Regions from separate parts of the Homo sapiens genome. Here all the other regions are linked to region 1. A link is a contact called in ENCODE Hi-C or POLR2A ChIA-PET data. All regions are on one chromosome and are shown on one strand. Each heading gives the region's core, a stretch centred on a gene start or an enhancer-like site at or near the end of the contact. The rest is flanking DNA. Distances are from core to core; before and after follow the strand shown. Region 1 holds the start of DDR1 (discoidin domain receptor tyrosine kinase 1). Region 2 overlaps VARS2 (valyl-tRNA synthetase 2, mitochondrial). Region 3 holds the start of LINC02570 (long intergenic non-protein coding RNA 2570).

The links. A loop is a pair of places that touch in the nucleus more often than their neighbours do. ChIA-PET counts read pairs that join two places held with the same protein, here RNA polymerase II (POLR2A). Pooled maps may share reads with other maps.
Region 2: POLR2A ChIA-PET joins it to region 1 with 15 read pairs in MCF 10A. The contact joins the enhancer-like site here to the promoter of DDR1 in region 1. A Hi-C loop is called at or near these places in 19 of 168 maps with a recorded cell type or tissue (B cell, K562, OCI-LY7 and 13 more), 14 of 37 single-sample maps with no recorded cell type and 32 of 50 pooled maps. POLR2A ChIA-PET finds 5 or more read pairs at or near these places in 31 of 52 experiments (A549, A673, B cell and 24 more).
Region 3: POLR2A ChIA-PET joins it to region 1 with 7 read pairs in Panc1. The contact joins the promoter of LINC02570 here to the promoter of DDR1 in region 1. A Hi-C loop is called at or near these places in 5 of 168 maps with a recorded cell type or tissue (CD14-positive monocyte, Caco-2, HepG2 and 2 more) and 4 of 50 pooled maps. POLR2A ChIA-PET finds 5 or more read pairs at or near these places in 17 of 52 experiments (BJ, GM10248, GM12878 and 12 more).

Annotation. Positions count from the first base shown.
Region 1 is chr6:30,882,064-30,886,717 of GRCh38, forward strand. It overlaps DDR1 (discoidin domain receptor tyrosine kinase 1), which reads left to right and starts at 2,456. Exons shown (of 18, transcript NM_001297654.2): 1 at 2,456-2,647. RefSeq lists enhancers at 1,991-2,764, 2,834-3,341, 4,357-4,654.
Region 2 is chr6:30,924,594-30,929,247 of GRCh38, forward strand. VARS2 (valyl-tRNA synthetase 2, mitochondrial) reads left to right here. Exons shown (of 30, transcript NM_020442.6): 27 at 681-792; 28 at 951-1,126; 29 at 1,287-1,415; 30 at 1,516-1,866. The coding sequence ends at 1,617. Among named protein-coding and RNA genes, the nearest start is that of SFTA2, 5.2 kb to the right of the region's middle. Within about 2 kb of position 2,294, at least 8 of the 41 ENCODE cell types and tissues checked have a DNase peak (open chromatin) inside an H3K27ac peak, as active enhancers do; they include gastrocnemius medialis, where a contact is called at or near this core.
Region 3 is chr6:30,846,135-30,850,788 of GRCh38, forward strand. It overlaps LINC02570 (long intergenic non-protein coding RNA 2570), which reads right to left and starts at 2,025. Exons shown (of 3, transcript NR_134610.1): 1 at 1,834-2,025; 2 at 903-1,015. RefSeq lists an enhancer at 1,053-1,555.

The sequences.
Region 1 (4,654 bases), core at 1,206-3,705:
AGCTGCTGACCCAGCCTGCTCCTCCAGAGGCAGCTGCAGCTCCCGGAAGGGGACTGCAGCTAGTGTATGTGTGGGGGCCCATCTGGTCCGTCCTCTCGCTCGCTGGTCGTGCTGGGCTTCCCTCCTGTGGCCAGGTGGTCTGCAGGCCTGAAGCTGCCTTCTCCCCTCTCCTACGTGCCTCTCCTCACATTTTTTCAGCTGTTTCCCATCCTCTCCTTCCTGGGCAGCAGGCTGCCACTGGCTTGAAGGGGAGGGAAGCCCAGGATGGGAGGGGATGGTAGAGGGTCATTTGGGGGTTCTCAGGGACACAGGGGGCCTCTGGGGTTCGGAGTGATGCAGGAGATGTGGAATGGGCTCTGGGGACCACGGATGGGTAATCAGGCCCTCTTGGTCTTTGGTGCTGCTCTCTGGGCCCCAGGATGGCTGGGATTTCCCTCTCAGGCCCCTGGGAATCTCGGCTCCGAGTCCCGCATTCCAGCTGGCTCCAGCTCCCTTTCCGTTGTCACTTGACTCCACTGGGCCCCAGCCTTGCATCCCTCCCACTCCTCCAGCCTAGAGCTGGGGCGAGGTGGGCATCACCACTAGGAATTTCTCCTGAGGCAGTGAGAAGAGGGGACAAAGGTTTCAGGACTCTCTAGCTCCTTCTGCTCTCCCCAGTGGACCCCTCTGTCTGGCACTGCCATGCCACTTAGCTGGGGTCAGCGTGGGCCTGGGGTGTGGAATGTCCCACCAGGGTATGACGGGCTGTAGCTTGCCTGGCAGGCCTGTTGGGGCTTTCCCAGAGCACAGCTCCTGGAAGGAGGGGCTGTGGGCTGCCAGGTGAGGTGACTTGGGAAGCCTTGGCCCCACCCCCAGGCTGGCCCCACCCCCAGTCCAGCGTCTCCTGGGCCTAGATTCCCCAGCTGCTGTTCTCTGGAGGGGTAGGTGTTCTGGGGGAATGAATCCCTGGGGGCTTGGTGGGACAGGAAGGCGGGAAGAAGCTGCTCTTCGAGTGACCCTGGGGCTGTCTGTTAGCAGGTCCCTCAGCCGTTGGAACGTCCTTGGGCTTCTGAACTAGTGCCCATGTGTGCCTCGGCCTTTCCCAAGGGCCAGCTTCTTCCTGGTAGTGCTTTTGTGTACTTGTCTGGTTGGGACTTCGTGTTTCTTTCTTGGGATTGTTGTCTGGGACTGCAAGCAGGGTATGTTTTTATCTACTGTGAGGTTCCTGGGGCGGAGATGTGCAGTGGAGCGAGAACTTCCTGTGACCGTGACATTGTCTAGGTGGTGAGCAGGTGTGGGGGTGTGGAGAGAGGTGAGGGGCTGAGGTAGTGCTGAGTGGGGAAAAAGCACCTCCCACCACAAGCTGTTCTGTCCCGCTCCATCCTCTGCCCAGTAGCTCTCTCAGTTGCTTTGCCTACTCAGTCTCACTGTTTCATCTTCCCTGGGTCTCTTGGTCCCCTTCCTTTTGACTGTGTGTGATTTTCAGTGTGCCTCCATCCTTCTCCTGCTCCTCTTCTTCCTCCTCCCGACCACTCAACTTTGTCCTGGCCTCATTTTTGGCCTCTTCTGGCCAGTGATCAGACCCTCTGGCCCACTACGGCCAGAGCTGGCTGGGCCTGAGGGAGGCTTGCCCTGAGGACTCCTGAGTCCCCCTCCCACTCCACTCCGTTGGGAGCCCAGGGGAATCAGGGCCTGGGCGTCTGGACCCCCGGGTCCCTTAGAACGCCCTTCAGAGAGAGGAACTGAGAGGAGAAGGAGAAGAGAGTGGGCCCGCCTTCAGGGTCTGGGGCCTTCCAGGTTGGGTCGTAGGGGCGGGAGCGCACAGGCTGCGAGAGAGGAGCAAAGGTTGGTGGAGGGAGAAGAGCAGTCTGGGGCCTGGCTGGACAGGTGAGCCCTGAGACCTGAGCTCTGCTCCCTTCTCTGGGCTAACTCCCGCAGCTGGGCTGGGCCGAGCCTGTGGGAACCTGCTTCTTCCTCTGTGCCCTGGGGCTGCTCCCCTTTGCCTCTCCCACCAGGAACCGATCCCAGAAGTAGGAGGGGCGTCTTCCCCTCGTGGGCCCTGAGCGGGACTGCAGCCAGCCCCCTGGGGCGCCAGCTTTGGAGGTTCTCGTTTGGGGAAGCGGGGGTGGGCTGCGAGTGGGTGGAGGGGGCTGGGCGCGGAGCCGGCCGGAGGCAGCGGCGCGGGCGGCTGGGCGGCCTGGGAGCGCCCAGGCGGGCTTGGCGGGCGGGTTACCTGGGGGAGGCCGGGCCGGGCGCTAGCGCGCGGGGTGGGCGTGGCGGGCGCGGGGCCTGGAGCTCGGCGCCGGGCGTGGGAGCCACTGGGACTACTGGGTCCGGGAGGGGGAAGGGAGGGCTGCGAGCCCGAACGCGCGGCGAGAAGGCCGAGGGGAGGGAGGGGAGCGAGGAGCGGGAGGAGGAAGGGAGGGAGCCGAGGCGAGGGGGAGGCGGCGCCTGGGCCCGAGCCGCCCCAGCCCTGGCTCCTCTCCCCGGAACAGGCCCCCGACAGCTGCTCTCGGGAGCCGCCTCCCGACACCCGAGCCCCGCCGGCGCCTCCCGCTCCCGGCTCCCGGCTCCTGGCTCCCTCCGCCTCCCCCGCCCCTCGCCCCGCCGCCGAAGAGGCCCCGCTCCCGGGTCGGACGCCTGGGTCTGCCGGGAAGAGCGATGAGAGGTAGGGAGAGCGGCGGCGGAACCCGCGGGCGGAGGCCTGGGGCTCTTGGGGTGGGGGCGCGCGGCGGCGCCTGCAGGGCGAGGGGCGGGGGAGGCAGGACGTCCCGAGCCATGCTTGGTCGTCCAGCTCTTCTAAGCCTCCCTGCCCGCCTCCCCGATGCTCTGGCATACCGTCTGAAAACCGGGGGCGGGGACTGGGTGGAGGTGAAGCCCGTGACCTCCCAGAAAGAGTTTTGAGCCTCCAGCCTTGAGGCAAGTCCCCTCTCACTCAGTGCGGAGGAACTGAGCCCCGGGAGGAGGTGCTCCTGTGCAGCCCCACTGAGTCAGCTCATCTATCGCCTGCCCTCCACCTGGCCAGTCCCTGCGGGCATCTAACTGCTAAGCCTCCGCTCAGCCAACACCCAGTTGGTCAGTCTGGTCACAGTCCAGCAAAAAGAGGGACTGCCACTCTAACCCACCAGTGACACCACTCTTCCCGGCTGGATGGTCAATTAGCTCTGGCATGAGAGAATGTCACTGCCGGTGAGCGCCAGCTTCAGGGTCCCACCCCCCCATGCCTGGCTCTTGGCTGAACATTTCTTCCCAGCGCTTCCAGCAGCCAGAGGCAGGCGCCCAAGCTCGCTGGCTGTTGCTGAGGGCCTGTAGGTGTGTCCAGGACTGAGTGGTGTGGTGGAGACAGGTGAAAGGGGAGTGAGTGGAAAGGCAGGGAAAGGCTGTTGTCCTTATTGCCACTCTTCCCACCCAGCGCCCACCTGTTCCCTGCCCCCTCGACGTCCCTCTGGCTTGGTCACCCATGTGTGTTAGAGGCTGGGCCCCAGTTCTCTGGGGATCCTGTGCCCAAGGGCCCGGGTGTGTGTGTCTCATGCTGTCTTTTGGTCACAGGAGCATGTGGTGTCTGTCATTTCATGTTCACAGGTGTCTGAAGGTGGCTATTCACTGAGCGATGGGGTTGGACTTGAAGGAATGCCAAGGTGTGGACGGGTTGATGTATGCATGAGCTTCTGTGTTTGCTCTGTCTCAGAAACTCTGTGAGGGTTGTCAGGGACACTGAGAGGTGGGTGTGTGCATGCCACATTTAGCCTCGCTGTTTACAGCCAGTTCAGTAAGTTTGTGTGTTTCACCGTGTGTGTGTGTACAGAGCTGTGTGGGTGTTGTCTGAGTGGGACTTGGGGGTTGGGAGAGGAGCGTGAAGGGCTTGAGGCAGGGTGGCCTGGCCCCTGGTTTGTCTTTGGTTGTAATGGAGTGGAAGGGGGTGGGATTGGGGAAGGTCTTCTGGGCTTGTCCTCTCTTGCCCTCTGGGTCTCTGACTGTGGACTGAAGACCCAGTGGAGAGAGATGAGGTGACTGGGGGTGTTGGAGAACAGACAGCCCAGACGTCTCTGTGCTTCTCCGTGTTCCTCTGCTTGGCTCTGTGCCCCGTGTTTCTGAGCCTGCTCTATTTACCTCTTGCATTGTGGCTCTCGCTCTGTCTCCGCCTGCCTCGTATCCTCTGCCTGCCTTTGTATCTCTGCCCCGGGCTCCTCTCGGCTCTGTGTGGCTCTGATGACTCATCTGGGATAGGCATGAAGGTTACTTAGGGGAACAAGAGCCCCGCTGTTCCCGAGAGAGGTGGGGTTGGAGAGCGGCACCCAGGAATTCCAAGCCAGTCTCCTGGGACTCTGGCAGCCTGCTCCCCGGCGCTGGACCCTAAGGGACCAGGCGTGATGCCTTCTGGTTCTAGCCTCTGAGTGCCCCCCACAACTCAGTCGTCCCCCTCAGCTGCTGCTTCAGAGCTCTGGGGTCTCAGCTGCCTCTTACATTCCTGCCCTAGTGCATTGTGGGAGCAGCTGGAGGAGGACAAAGGGATGGGGGAGTATCCCCCACTCCTCCTACCTCCTGGGGTGACCTGCCTTCCTTGTCTTTAGACCCGCCCTCGTCTCCAAGGCAACTCAGCCTTTCCTCAGTCCCTCAGAGGCAGCCACCTTCTGGAAGTGGGAACTGGGGGGACTGGATGTCTGGGTCTCAGGAA
Region 2 (4,654 bases), core at 1,044-3,543, 42 kb after region 1:
GTGAATGGGGGGGAGCACCTTCTGAAGGGGTTTGCTGCAGGGGGCTCATCTGCAGGAATGGTTCGTACTTTACTGTGGAGCCCTGGGGAAGATGGATTGTTCCTGCAGGGTTGCTGCGATGACCCTAGGGTCTTGAGGGACAGTATTAGCGTAGTGCTCAAGAGCAGGACTCTGTTGCTAGACTGCTATTTTTGAGCTGTGTGATCGAGCCTCAGTTTCCCGCATGTTTAAACTAGGAACAGTAATAGTATATGTTATGGTTGTGATGAGGGTTGGATAAGTTAGTAATAGGGTGTCCCCAAAATCTCAGTGCAGCTTTAATAACTTCAGAAGGATAAATGCTATGAACTCACCCAAAAATTATTTTAAAATTTAACTATTTAAATTTATACTTATTTGGTTTTGAGTTTTGACTAATTCATTTTAAATTCTAATTTATTTTTGGTTGGCCATTTCAATCACAGCAACTAAACAGGCATCAAACACTGATCATCTAAAACCTCTTAAATGACGCCTCACTTTTTGTCATGTTCCTTGAGATAGTGGATTTTCTGTGGTGCTGAGGACAGATCTCATTGCCCTAAGGAGATGGGGTGGATGGGTCGAGAAGAGAGCCAGCAGGGTTGGTACTGAGTCTCCCAGGAGCCCCTTTGCCAATTCTGGGTCCCCCCCATTGCCAGGAGCACTGGCGCCAGCCAGAGCTGGAGCGGCGCTTCTCCCGGGTCCAAGAGGTCGTGCAGGTGCTAAGGGCTCTCCGAGCCACGTACCAGCTCACCAAAGCCCGGCCCCGAGGTGAGGCAAGGCGGGTCCTGGGCTCGGATCCCTGCAGGAAAAGGGGGCTGGTGGGGAAAAGAGCAGAGCCTGAAGGGCCAACCCCCCCGTTAGGAGGTGCAGGGTAGGAAGGGAGGCAGGAGCTGAGGCCTTGCCCCTGACAGTTTCTTTCTTTCCAGTGCTGCTGCAGAGCTCAGAGCCTGGGGACCAGGGCCTCTTCGAGGCCTTCTTGGAGCCCCTGGGCACCCTGGGCTACTGTGGGGCTGTGGGCCTGTTACCCCCAGGCGCAGCAGCTCCCTCCGGCTGGGCCCAGGCTCCACTCAGTGACACGGCTCAAGTCTACATGGAGCTGCAGGTGACCAGAGGGGATGGGGAGGGTTAGGGCAGGCTTGGGAAGCATGCTGGGAGGAAGGGAGGGGCTGGGCTCTATAAAGTAGGGGAAGGGACCTTCTAATGGAGGATGGAGGCCTGGCAGCAGGCGGATGTCTGAGCCTTTTCTCCCTGTTCTTCCCCAGGGCCTGGTGGACCCGCAGATCCAGCTACCTCTGTTAGCCGCCCGAAGGTACAAGTTGCAGAAGCAGCTTGACAGCCTCACAGCCAGGACCCCATCAGAAGGGGAGGCAGGGACTCAGAGGCAACAAAAGGTAAGGCTGAGGGAGGCCCCCAGAAGGCTCCACCCCTGAGGGAATGTGGGCCAGGAGGGGCCTCATTCCTGGATCCTCACCTCCTTTTCTCCTCGTCCAGCTTTCTTCCCTCCAGCTGGAATTGTCAAAACTGGACAAGGCAGCCTCTCACCTCCGGCAGCTGATGGATGAGCCTCCAGCCCCAGGGAGCCCGGAGCTCTAACTCATCATCCCCATCAGTTTTCCTCCCTCTCAGACCTGTCTTTGAGGACAAACAGATTTGTCAGCTGTCAGGGTGCAGTGGGACGTCAGAGACTATGTGGTCCATCGCCTTCATTGTGTAAATGAGGACACAGACTGGCTTGGTCGCAGTGACTGTGGTGTCCTTGAGATGCTCACATTACTGCCCGGCCTGCCTCCCACCTGGAAGTCTGGGAATGAGGAGATTGAGATAAACTTTTGAAATCCCAAACATGTCTGTTTATGGCTCTTTGGTCCCCTTTGCTCCCAGTGGTGACTTTTGTGCTTCTGAGTTGTCCCCTGAGAGCTTGGTCTGGGAAAAGAGGAGGAGGGGTCCTCGCTGGAGGAAGAGGAACTTTCTAGTCATGGGTAGGGTATGGGCACAGTGGTTCCGGTTCTACCTACTTTCTGGACTAACTGACAGTGCCCTGGCTTTTGCAGGCTCTTTCTCCTCCACTTCTCACTAAATGGAAGCTTCCCCGCTCCTTGGCTGTATCCCTAGAGGTGCTGAGAGAAGTAGGACTTCCTCCAGACCTGATGGGCTGCAGGCTGTGCTGCAGATGGTGTGCCCCCACCTTCTGTGCTCTGACACCTGAGTGCCCAGCCTCTGAGTTACACATTCACAGCACAGCCAGCCACCTTACCCACGCCAAACACCATCTCATCTCCATGGAATTCAAGGGCCTGGCCCTTCCACGCCCAGAGTACATTCTGTCCAGCAGCTCTGAGTAGCCTGTCCTGGGCTGGGTCCTCTGTGGTGCTAGATGTACAATGCCATTTAATCCTACTGAAAACCTCATGAGGCGGGTGTTAGCTCCATTTTGGAGATTTTTATTTTTACTTTATTTTTGGGACAGGGTCTCGCTCTGTTGCTCAGGCTGGAGTGCAGTGGCATAATCATGGCTCACTGTAGCCTCAACCTCCAGGGCTCTAGTGATCCTCCTGCCTCAGACTTCTGAGTAGCTGGGACCACAGGTGTGCACCACTGTGCCCTGCTACTTTTTTTTTTTTTTTTTTTTTTGGAAACGGAGTCTTGCTTTGTCACCTAGGCTGGAGTGCACTGGTGAGATCTTGGCTCACTGCAACCTCTACCTCTCTGGTACAAGTGATTCTCCTGCCTTAGCCTCTTGAGTAGCTGGGATTACAGTTGTCTGTCACCACGCCCAGCTAAATTTTTTTTGTATTTTTAGTAGAGACAAGGTTTCACCATGTTGGCCAGGCTGGTTTTGAACTCCTGACCTCAAGTGATCTGCCTGCCTCGGCCTCCCAAAATGCTTGGATTACAGGCATGAGCCACCATGCCCAGCCCTGCCCTGCTAATTTTTAAAATTGTTCTGTAGAGATAGGGTTTTGCCATGTTGGCCAGGGTGGTCTTGAACTTCTGGGCTCAAATAATCCACCTGCCTTGGCCTCCCAAGGTGTTGGGATTACAAGCATAAACCACTGCGCCCAGCCCCCATTTTGGAGATGAAGACGTGTGCTCAGAGAAAAGTCTCCACTGGGACCTAACCCAATAAATTAGGTGCAGGCTCTTTCTGGCTGCTGTAACTAAACTTCAAATATAATGGTGGCTTAGATGAGGTGGATGTTTCTTCTGCTGGGCATAAGTAGTGCAGAGATCTGCAATAATGGGAGCCCACACCTCCTTCAATCTTATTTTCCTGCCATTCTGATGCATTGTCAAACTTCATGTCCAAGGTCTGCACCAGCTCCCATCACCGTGTCTGCATTTCCACCCAGAGGGAGGAGGGAAAGAAGGGGATGGGCAGTTTTCTTTTTCTTTTTACTCTGTTTCAGCAAGGTGTTTTTTTTTTTTTTTTTTTTTTTTTTTTGAGCACCTGCTATGGATGGGCTGGGCCTTATTCTGGACACTTAGATTCATCAGTGAGTGAAACAAAATTCTGTGCCCTTGTAGTACTTTCCTTCTAGCAGGACAGTCAGAAATAACATACAAATGAGTGAACGATATACTATGTTTGAATGTCATGAATGCAGGGGAGGGAAAAAGGATAGAACAAGGTAAGGGGACTCTAATGTGTTTGTGTGGCGGGGGGCAGGTTGTACTTTTAAATAGTGGGTCAGGGCAGAACTCACTGTAAAGGTGAGGTTTAAGCAAAGGCTTGTAGGAGGTATAGGAAGAGCGTTCCAGACAAAGGGAAGGGCCAGAGGAAAACAGATAGAGGCATGGTCAGACAGCTCGAGGAGTAGCCTGGAGACCAGTGTGGTGGGGCAGAGTGAGAAGGGGAGGATGGTGGGAGGTGGAGAAACAGAGGTGAGGGTGGGGAATTGGTGGGGGGTAGGGAAGACTCAAGGCGGACAATCTGGGGCTTGTGTCCAAAATGGTAGCCAGTTGGCTACCTAAAGCATTAAATAAAATAAAAACGTTCAGTTTCTTAGTCGTACTTGCCATATTTCAAGTGTTTTGGTAGTTGCATGTGGCCAGTGGCTACTATGTTCGTCAGCACGGTTATAAAACATTTCCATCATCACAGAAAGTTCTATTGGAAAGCACTGATCTAAGACCTTATAGGCTGTTTCAAGAACTTTGCTTTTCCTCCTCTGAAATGGAAGCTCCTTTCTTTTCAAGGATACTACCAGAAAGTTGCCCACCTCCTTTCTACTTGCATCCTATTGGACAGAACGTGATCACATGGCCACAGCTAGCTGCAAGGGAGGCTGGGAAATGTAATGATCCACATGCTGAGTTGAAATCTACATGACTATCCAAAAGGAGGAGGATGGCTGTTAGGGGGGCCAGTTAGCAGTCTCTGCCACCCCCAGGTCTGGTGAACCCCAAAGCACTCTTCACTGCACTGCTCTGTTTTGAGCCTTGGGAGACAATTCTTTGAGAAAAATAATCTGGAAATCACATCCTGGTGATCTCAGGCCCTGAAGTCTAGGAACCAGGTTGAGGTGCATTTAGCTGTCTGCTCTACCAACCTCTTGGACATTCAGATATCCAGTCCCCCAACTTGTTTGGGGATCCTCACAGCTGCCCCATGGGCGTCACCTGCCCATTA
Region 3 (4,654 bases), core at 775-3,274, 36 kb before region 1:
CAGAGCAGCCTAGGCAACATAGTGAGAACCCATTTCTTTTTTTGTCTTTTCTTTTCTTTTCTTTTTTTTTTGAGATGGAGTTTTGCTCTTGTTGCCCAGGCTGGAGTGCAATTGCGCGGTCTCAGCTCACTGCAACCTCTGCCTCCTGGGTTCAAGTGATTCTCCTGCCTCAGCCTCTTGAGTAGCTGGGATTACAGGCACGTGCCACCATGCCCGGCTAAGTTTTTGTATTTTTAGTGGAGATGGGGTTTTACCATGTTGGCCAGGCTGGTCTCGAACTCCTGACCTCAGGTGATTCACCCCCCTCAGCCTCCTAAAGTGCTGGGATTACAGGCATGAGCCACCATGCCAGGTGGGGGTAGGTGGGGAAGCCCATTTCTATTAAAAAAAAAAAAAAAAAAGGCCAGGTGTGGTGGCTCATGCCTGTAATCCCAGCACTTTGGGAGGTCAAGGCAGGAGGATCACCTGAGATCAGGAGTTCGAGACAAGCCTGCCCAACATGGTGAAACCCCGTCTCCACTAAAAATACAAAAAATTAGCCGGGCATGGTAGCACGTGCCTGTAATCCCAGATACTCGGGAGGCTGAGGCAGGAGAATCACTTGAACCCAGGAGGCGGAGGTTGCAGTGAGTTGAGATCCTGCCACTGCACTCTAGCCTGGGTGACAGAGGGAGACTCCATCTCCAAAGGAAAAAAAAAAAGAGAAAGTAAAATTTGTACTTCAATTCAGAGATTATAAACAATGTATACTTGACTTTGTGGCAGTGATCACTATTGTACAATAGTTACTTAAACTCAGGAGGCAGAGGCTGCAGTGAGCCAAGATAGCTCCACTGCACTCCAGCCTGGGTGACAGAGCGAGACTCTGTCTCAAAAAAAAAAAAAAAAAAAAAGTTACTCACTCATTTGTTCTGCAGAATCTATTTATTGCTGTGTTCACAGAAAAGGAAGCATCAAGACGGCAAAGCTCTTTGATGAAAAGCCAGGCGTACTCACACACACAACTGAGAAAGTTCTGGAAGTAGGAGAAAACGTCTTTAAGGCATATAGGCTAAACTTATATAAATATTGTTAGTGTTTGCCAAAACAGGGATAATCTAGTAAAATCAGAGATACAAAGCCAGAACAGAGAATTGGTAAGTAAAAAATTGTTAAGAATGTATATTGGCTGGGCGCGATGGCTCATGCCTGTAATACTAGCACTTTGGGGAGGCTGAGGGGGGCAGATTGCTTGAGCTCAGGAGTTTGAGACCAGCCTGGGCAACCCTTTCACTACTGAAAATACAAAAAAAAAAAAAAAAAAAACCAAAAACAAAACTGGGCGTGCTGGTGCGCACGTGTGGTCCCAATTACCCTGGAGGCTAATGTGGAAGGATCGCTTGAGCCCAGAGTGTGGGGGTGGGGGTTGGGAGGCAAGGTTGCAGTGAGCCTGGATTGCACCACTGCACTTCAGCCTGGGTAACAGAGCGAGACCTTGTCTCAAAAAAAAAAAAAGTATCAAAAGGCCTAGGAATTTGTTCTCCAGGTAAATCTGCCCTCCCTCATCTCTAACCTTTATGAAATCACCCAAATGGAGACATCACAGCAAGGCCCCGACAAGGAAATGAGGAATGTAGGTGGATAAGGGACTGGAATAGTGCAGCACAACACTAACTACAGGTTTCAGCCCCAATGAGATTGCCCTCACTTCCGCCGCCAGCCACAAGTGTGGAGGTCCCCAGGCTACTCGCTCCTCTGACCAACTGGCTACTAATCTGGGGGGTACCCACAACCCCCTCGGGTTTGATAATTTGCTAGAACAACTCACCAAACTCAGGAGAATGTTATACTTACGATTACAGGCTTGTTACAAAGGATACAAATCAGGAGGACCAGACTAATGAAGACACACGTAGGGCGGGGTCTGGGCGGGTCTTCCATGCAGAGCTTCTGTGTCTTCTCTCTGTGAATCAGGTTGTGTCACCCTCCTGGCACATGGATGTGTTCACCAACCAGGAAGCTCCACCAAATTTTGGCGTCCAGAGTTTTCATTACATAGGCACAATTGGTTGACTCATTTGCCACCGAATTGAACGCAATCTCTAGTCCTCCCACCCTCCGTCGAGGTTGGGCTGGCTCTAAGGCCCAATCCTTTTATTATGTGATCTTTCTGATGACCAACCTCCCATCGTGAGTTCTCTCTTAGCATAAGCCCAGGTGTGATCCAAGGGGCTCATGAATAACAAAGATACTCATATTACTCAGGAGATTCCAAGGATTTAGTTTCCCTCCTAGGAACCAGGGACAAAGGGCAGTCAAATTCTTTATTGTTATCACAGAGACACAGTAATATAATATGATACAGCAGAAGAGAGGTGAGGAATGTTGCCATGCCTTGAGAAGCCTATCACAAGAGCTTTAAGGAATTCACACTTAAATATTAATAGGTACATTATGAAAGAAATCAGCCAAGTACAGTCTTTTCTTATTATGGAATCTAGTTATTGCAGGAATTGAAAAATTGATGTAATAAAGCCTAGAATGCAATAAAGGAATCGGCATTCAAGTAGATGAGAGAGGTTGGGGAATATGTCAAGATGCAAAAGTGAGAGAGCTGTCACAGTTTACTTACTCTGCAATCTCTGAGGATGGAACAGGATCAAAGATGAAGCCAGGAAGCACAGAGTAGTTTTCTTCCTCCCTAATCTCATCCCTTGTTTTCATTTGGCACTTTAAAAAATTTCCACATTTATATTCATATGGAATTGATTTTGAGTATAGAGAGATAATTCTAATTATTATTGTTTTTCAAATGTTAGCCAGTTGAACCATTTATCATAATCAAGGTGATAATATGGCTTATTTTCTTTGGCCTACAGAGATGATAAATTTGAATATATTTTAAAATATAAAACTATCTTTAAAATTTGAATATATTTGAATATGATACATTTGAATATATTTTAAAACATAGAGCTATCTTTGTACTCCTGGTTAGTCATGGTGCATTTTTTTTTAATACTTCATATTAAATTTTTACCTTCTGGATTGAGACACTAGAGTTCTTAAAGGTTCTTTCAGAAATTCTTCCTATATTCAGTATGCTACCAGAAAACCTCTTACAACTAACCTTACAGAAGATACTGTTTTCTTTGTACTTTGTCCAATATCAAAGGAAACCTCCAAGTTCCAAGGAGGTCAGGCTACTAATACCCACAAATGAATTCTGATGAGATCATTACACAATAAACAATAACTGTTGCTTATTACATGCTTACTTTGTACTAGGCAGGACTAAGATAAGTATTATTTAAGTTTTAAGATCATTCTTAATTTCTTGTCAAAAGTATACTGGTTTGCAAAGTAATGAATAAAATAAATCTTTAACAATATCCCTATAGTAAAGACAATGGTGAACTTCTTATGCCTCTTTTAAAAAACTCTGCTTATGATGACAATTTCAAACATACACAGAAGCCGTGAGTATATAATGAGTCTTGCTGTATCCATCACAAAGTTTTAAAAACTGTCAAAAGTTGACCATACTCACTTAATCTACTCCTACCACTTTTTCAGCTGGAGATCTTTTAAAGCAAATTCTACACATTGTGCCATATCATCCATAAATTATTTTGCATTACATCCCATTCTTATTGAGTCCCTGCAAGCTGAGAGCCGACTGCCAAAGCACAATTCACTGTAAGAGATTCTGTGAAGGGTTAAAACAAACAGTCCAAATTCACAGTGCTGCAAATGTCTGTAATTGCATAATCTGCAAAATATATTCTTCAAGAAATCCTCTGTGCACTTGGTTTCCCTTAACTGAGTTTTTTTTTCTTCTTCAGACCAGATTAATTGATGAGAACTGACAAGCAGGGGAGAGAGGTGATGTTTAAGGTTATATATTTTGGCAAAAAATTATGAGTGTAAATTGTGCTTGTTTCTGATTAAGAGAGGTCCATTAATCAGAAAGTAAACTTGGCATCCTCGTAGAAAAATCACATAGCTTAACAAGAATTCATGACTCTGAATTGCTGCACAGACAGGTAGCATGAGTTCTTGGCAGGATTCTTTCAGCTGAGCTGTTTTCCATTAGAATGGTGTCTGATATGGTTTAGCTGGGTCTCCACCCAAATCTCATCTTGAATTGTAGTTCCCTTAATCCCCACGTGTCATGAGAGGGACCTGGTGGGAGGTAACTGAATCATGAGGGGCAGGTTTTTCCCATGCTATTCTTCTTGTGATAGTGAATAAGTCTCATGAGATCTCATGGTTTTATAAAGGTAGTTCTGCACACGCTCTTGCCTGCTGCCATGTAAGACATGCCTTTGCTCCTCCTTCATCTTCCACCATGATTTTGAGGGCCTCCTCAGCCATGTGGAACTGTGAATGCATTAAACCTCTTTTTCTTTATAAATTACCCAGTGTCAGGTATTTATTCATAGCAGTATGAAAACGGACTAATACGGCTGGGTGCAGTGGCTCATGCCTGTAATCCTAGCACTTTGAGAGGCCGAGGCAGGTGAATCATTTGAGGCCAGGAGTTCAAGATCAGCCTGGTGGTCAATATGGTGAAACCCCATCTCTACTAAACAAACAAACAAAAAAAATTAGCCATGCATGGCGGTTGGCGCCTATAATCCCAGCTACTTAGAAGGCTGAGGAAGGAGAATTG